2 separate regions of the Homo sapiens genome follow, and region 1 is linked to region 2. The links are chromatin loops, found by intact Hi-C in ENCODE. Cell type or tissue: heart left ventricle. All regions are shown on one strand. Each heading gives the region's core, and the rest is flanking DNA. Links, peaks and the distances in the headings are about the cores only. Region 1 has its middle 41 kb from the start of MTMR2. Region 2 overlaps MTMR2 (myotubularin related protein 2).

Region 1 (2,925 bases), core at 284-2,783, 120 kb before region 2:
CATGTTGGCCAGGCTGGTCTTGAACTCCTGACCTCAGGTCATCCACCTGCCTTGGCCCCCCAAAGTGCTGGGGTTACAGGCTTAAGCCACTGCACCCGGTCTCCAACTCAATTTTTAAAGCTGGCATAATCATGACACAAACATAAGACATGGCTGGCACATGGTAGGAAAATTATAGACTAGTCACACTCATGAATGTAGTTTCAAAAATCTTAAACCCAATTTTAACCAACACAATCCAGTTGTATATAAAAGACATAATACATTATGGCTAAGTTGGGTTTCTCCCAGGAGTACAAAGTTGGTTTAAAAAGTTGGCAGGAACAAGAAGAGGATGCCCACTATCATCCATTCCTACCTGATCTTCTGGTGGAAGTCCTACTCAGTACAAGAAAACAAAAAAAGAAAAAAAATACATTAAAATTGTACAGAAACAAAACAATCATAATTGGATAATCATAAATATATGTGGTTATTCATTTAGAAAACCCCAGAGAATCTAGCCAATTTTCTGGAAACTAAATCAACACACAAAAGCAGTTTTTATATGCCACCAACTATTAAAAAGCATAACTTGAAAATCATATTCACAGTAACATCAAAATCTAGGATATGTGTGGATATACATGTATATGTGTGTGTATTGAGCCTTACATGCATAAAATTATCAAATTCTAATAAAGAACATTTTTAAAGACCAAATAGATAATTACCATGCTCTTTGACAGGAAGCATCTATAGTATAAAGTCAGCAACTTTTTCTAACTCAGAATTCCCCAGGGTACCTCTTGGTGATTCCATGCCCAGTGATAATAGCACATGGGCAATTGCAACTACCTAGTCTTGAAAAGGGCAAGGTAACCAGAAACTCAATTCCCTCAAAGATAAAGGACTGGGTCACCTACCAAGAGAAGCATCCAAGAGATATTCTGACCAAGGGAAGTCTACCATGGGTGGTAAAGGTGGGAGATGATGAATATCAACTGATGGCCTCAGGACCAACTACAGCAGTAGGGAGTGTACTTACTCCATCTACATTTAAGCCTTTTATTCTTCTCTTTTTCAGGTACCTGTACCTTAAAAATTTGAAGAATCAGTGACAACATAGAGTGAACATAGTGTGAGGGTTGAGTGGATCTGAAGGGTGCAACGGGTTGCAGTAGCAGATCTCAAAAGGGCTCCATCCATATCGCTTTAATCTATCCTAGACAGCTGCTGTCAAGATGATTGCCTCCTACATATTTCTTGACGATTGCCTGAGGGCATCGTCTTTAGCAGAATACTTGGGACAAGCCTTAAGTAGAAGAGAATTTCTGTCCCAAAGGGGGCTTTCAACCAATTTAGGATGGTGGATAAATAGCCCAGATCCCTTCTCCTTTAGTGGATAAGTCTCATGTGTGTTTCACACTATCTTTCAGAGTTCCCAGTGGGAATAAGCCTGGTTGCTCATTGTGGTAATCTGCTTATAAATAAATGCTTTATTGGTTCTTATTCTTTCCAGGTCTCACTTCCTTACGCCTTCACAGTGCTTCCAGGTATCACCTTCCAGATAAACTCCCTGCATGCAGATCTTTGTCTTAGTATCTACTGTGGGGGGAATTAAACTAAAACAAAATCTAAATGTCCATCAATGTTAGAAGAGGTAAATTGAGGTATTGTCATAAAATGGAATGTAATGCTACAAGAAAAGGGAATGAGCTAAATACATCAACATAATGTTGAATGAAAGAAGCAAGTCACACACAAAAAACCCTACACCTTGATTCTATTTTTAAAAAATATTTTAAAAGGCCAAACTAAACAAGATGTTATTTAAGAATACATACTGCAAACCAAAAATAAAATTCGAAGCTCCCCAATCGACTGAATGGACCCCTTTTTGGCCAACGGGATCCCAAAGAAACCTGACAAACAAGTTCAGGCCATAATGGGAAGGAGTCAGACATGTCTCACTGTATACTCCTCCCTTTGGAGTTTAGAAACATCTAACCAGCATTAACATTAAAACAGAGATCTTGAGACTGACGAAGCAGGCTCTTGATAGCAATAAGATACCAGATTCCAACCTGACTCTGGTATAGCATCACATGACAAATAGCAGGCCTTGAGGGAAGTCACTTTACTGCCAAATATACTTCTTTGACATATATTGAAATAGCCCTGCAAAGCTGTCTCTTGTGGGGGAAATGTGCATTCTATAGAGAATCTCCTTCCCTTACTATGTCTTTTATGCAGAGTCTGACACCATTTAAGGCCTGATAAGAGACATTTTCTCTGAAGCCTGCTACCTCAAGGCTCTATCTACATGATAAGAACCTTGGCTTCCACAACCTCTCCTTTTATCTTAACTCAATATTTCTTTATGCTGACTTCAACTCTTTAGGCAGAGCTAAACTCTTTCGACCAATTGCTAATTAGGAAATCTTTGAATGCACCAATGACTTGGAAATCCCCCCGCCACCCAACTCCCCCACTGCTTCAAGATATCCCACTTTTCCAGGCTGAGCCAAGTATACTTTCCATGCATTGATTTATGTCTTTGCCTGTAACTTCTGTATCCCTAAAATGTATAAAACCAAGCTGCAACCCAGCCACCTTTGGCACATATTGTCAGGAAGGACCTCTTGAGGTTGTGTCACAGGTCATAGTCCTTAACCTTGGCAAAATAAAACTCTAAATTGATTGAGACCTGTCTCAGATACTTCTTGGTTTATAATACAGATTGGCAAAACCGCAAAGAAAAGCAAGAGACTAATTCTCATAAAAGCCAGCCTAATGGTTGCGTCTAGGGAACAAAGAGAGCTTTTAAGGTACTGGTAGTGTTCTGTTTCTTAACCTGGTTGTTGTGTATGCCATTATTTGTTATCTTATTCCTTAATTTATTCATACCTTTCTTGGCAGTTTTTATGGTTTTCTTTAAACACA
Region 2 (2,925 bases), core at 337-2,836:
GAATATCTAATCCTGAAAGCCTGATACCACAGGCTGACAACAACTATCCCAACACTTTAGGAGATGGATAGTAGAGGTCAGAGAGATTGAACAGGATGGCTTCTGTCCTGGTGTCGTTTAATATTTTAGTTATATAGTAATTTGTCTTATGTTTCATTTCACATGTAGGGAATTCCAAATGAAAGCTGGAGAATAACAAAGATAAATGAACGATATGAACTTTGTGATACATACCCTGCCCTCCTGGTTGTGCCAGCAAATATTCCTGATGAAGAATTAAAGAGAGTGGCATCCTTCAGATCAAGAGGCCGTATCCCAGTAAGTAGGAAGTTTGGATGAGCCTTTGCAAGTGCTTTTTTACTCAACATAATGCTGAGATTAATGAGTAGGAGAATGGATTCAGGATATAAATAGCTACAGCAGCAGGTCTTTCATGGGGATATTGGAGATTGATTTATTTAGTAAAGTTAAAACTGGAAGAAAGACTTAAAGAGGCTTCCAGAGAGTGTGATATGGGTATTAGATAACTGCACAGAATTGCATGATTCTTCACTGAAAAAGTTTGCTGTGTGTATTAGTCACTATTTATTTATCTTATTGTATATTCTTTAGTCATGATGATAAATGTTCTTTTTTTTTTTTAAGTCCTAGAAAGAACACCTTACAGATTTATAACTGGATCTTAGAAAGATGAGCTTAAATAATTTTAGGTACAAAATTCATAGATTCTAAAGGCTTTTAGAACTGAGCAGTTTTACTAATATATTAAGTGGGGTTTACTTAGCCCTGTTTCACAGTATTTTTTTCAGGAGATAACATTTCCCAATAATCAAATACTTTCCTAAATCAGTATCTGACTAAAGAATTAGACCAAGTTTTCCACATCCCAGAATTGGCTTGAAGGAAAGGTGATGATTTTTCTTAGCAGCCTCAGATGTCCTTTCATGGCCAGGCTTTGGATCCAATTAGAAAGCAGAGCTTTACTGAGTACTGTTTTTGAGAATTATAAACAGAGAAGTATGTAAAAGGTGTGTTACCATTTTTTCCTCATTAAGGTTTTATCATGGATTCATCCTGAAAGTCAAGCCACAATCACTCGGTGTAGCCAGCCCATGGTTGGAGTGAGTGGAAAGCGAAGCAAAGAAGATGAAAAATACCTTCAAGCTATCATGGATTCCAATGCCCAGTCTCACAAAATCTTTATATTTGATGCCCGGCCAAGTGTTAATGCTGTTGCCAACAAGGTCAGATGGTCTCTTAGTAATTATAATTATGGTTTCATGAATCAGCTGAGTTTGGCAGGGCCACAGTGTAGTAAAAAGAGCTCAGGCTCTACAGTGGTAAACATATAGGTTCTTGTCTTGGCTCTTCAACTTGATGGTGTGATTTTGAGTTAGTTATTTAACCTCTTTAGACCTCAATTTGTTTATTGGTAAAAATGAGAATAATAATAGTTAACAGTGTTGTTTTGGGAGCAAAAATCATTTAATAAAAAATAATGCATAAACTTTTGCTTACTTACATAATAACTAGGTGTTCAGTTATTCTTAGCTTCCCACTTCTCCAAAGTTGACAACTAACTGAGCTTATGACTCACTGAAGTCCCTGTATAGTACTGCTCTAGGAATAGCGAACTAGTGTTCTCGGTGACTAGTGGTGCCCTCTTCTGACCGTCCTCCACCTGAACAAGTTATTCAGACTGAAGAATTGGCAGTTAGCTGTAGCTGATTGTTCCAGCAGAATAAATATTAGCATTGTGGAAATTGAAATTTTGGTTCAGTTGACCAAATCTATAGGAGGAGGGAAGGAGAGAGAAGACATAACTACAGCAGCAGGTACCATTACTGAAAAGCGCTCATCTTTTCAAGTGTACATTTCAGTGCTTTTAGTATATTCACAAAGTTGTACAACCATGCCACTACCTGAATCCAGGGCATTTTTATTCTATGTGTTTCGGTGACAGGTTCTGTATAGTTGTTACCACTGCTGTCTTTCTAGAATGTTGCAACAAATTTGAATTGAAAGTTCCTGTCTTATTCCCACTCTTCAGAAGTAATCTTTAACAGGTATCCCTTGAAATACTGTAAATTCTATAATTGTGCCAAACGATTTCCCAGACTCTCAGTGTCAGAAAGGAAGCTGAACTTCTGTTCTTTCAGTAGTTTGTTGCTGGTTATGAGTTGGTGGTTTTGTTGTTTCAAAGGTGTGGGTCATATAATCACTTAATTTTGTATAATTTACTGCTCCAGTATTTTCCTAATTTGTTTCTATTAGGGCTCTAAGAAGTATAATTTTACACGAGTTAGGTAGGAGATAGAATATTTTATTCATGAAATATAAAAAGATTAAGTCCAGAAAAATAAGGTTCTTCTTTCTAGCCATAGCTTATTTTGAACACCAAATATTTTCTCATTCTATTTTGTAGATGTAGATTTAAGTCTTTGAGAACATTGATGATGATAGCATTCTGTGCTTTTATCCTTGTTCTGTCTTTTTATTTAAAGAGAATTATGTGGTTAAAAAAGAAGCAGGTCATTTTGATTGCAAAGAGTTTATTTCTCAGATATGAAGATTAAAATGAGGTGAAGAGGCAGGGAGGTGAAGAAGCATAGGTGAACCAGACATGTGGTCTCAGCACATGAAACTTACAGTCTGGTAATTTCAGTATATATGAAAGGAAGTCATCTGTAAGAACTTATGTTTGGGTAGGACTTGGCGTATGGGCTGGGAAAATTTAGTGCTTTACAGTGTTTAAATACCTTCCTATGTGTTTCATATTTAATTTTAATAATGGCCATATGGGCAAGTCAGACTACGTATATATTCATTTTGTAAAGAAGAACACAAGAAAGCGAGTGGTTGTGCTAAATAAGTTGTCCTGAGCCATCCACATTTTCCTGTGGAGTTTTCCTTGTCTCCAGTAAT

What was found. Peaks named below come from ENCODE experiments on the same cell type or tissue, not always from the same donor. Only the 100,000 strongest peaks of a DNase experiment are listed, where the experiment ranks them.
Region 1: it touches region 2 in a loop (2.2-fold over the local background); 12 of 110 quality-filtered maps call a loop at or near these places.

The regions. Positions count from the first base shown.
Region 1 is chr11:95,963,648-95,966,572 of GRCh38, reverse strand. It overlaps the pseudogene RPL32P25. Among named protein-coding and RNA genes, the nearest start is that of MTMR2, 41 kb to the right of the region's middle. In heart left ventricle, for the core only: no CTCF peak of the experiment used is centred there; no DNase peak of the experiment used is centred there.
Region 2 is chr11:95,847,993-95,850,917 of GRCh38, reverse strand. MTMR2 (myotubularin related protein 2) reads left to right here. Exons shown (of 15, transcript NM_016156.6): 8 at 169-318; 9 at 1,056-1,244. Among named protein-coding and RNA genes, the nearest start is that of CEP57, 59 kb to the right of the region's middle. In heart left ventricle, for the core only: a CTCF peak has its summit at 1,670 (motif pointing left); no DNase peak of the experiment used is centred there; H3K27ac peaks cover 516 bases.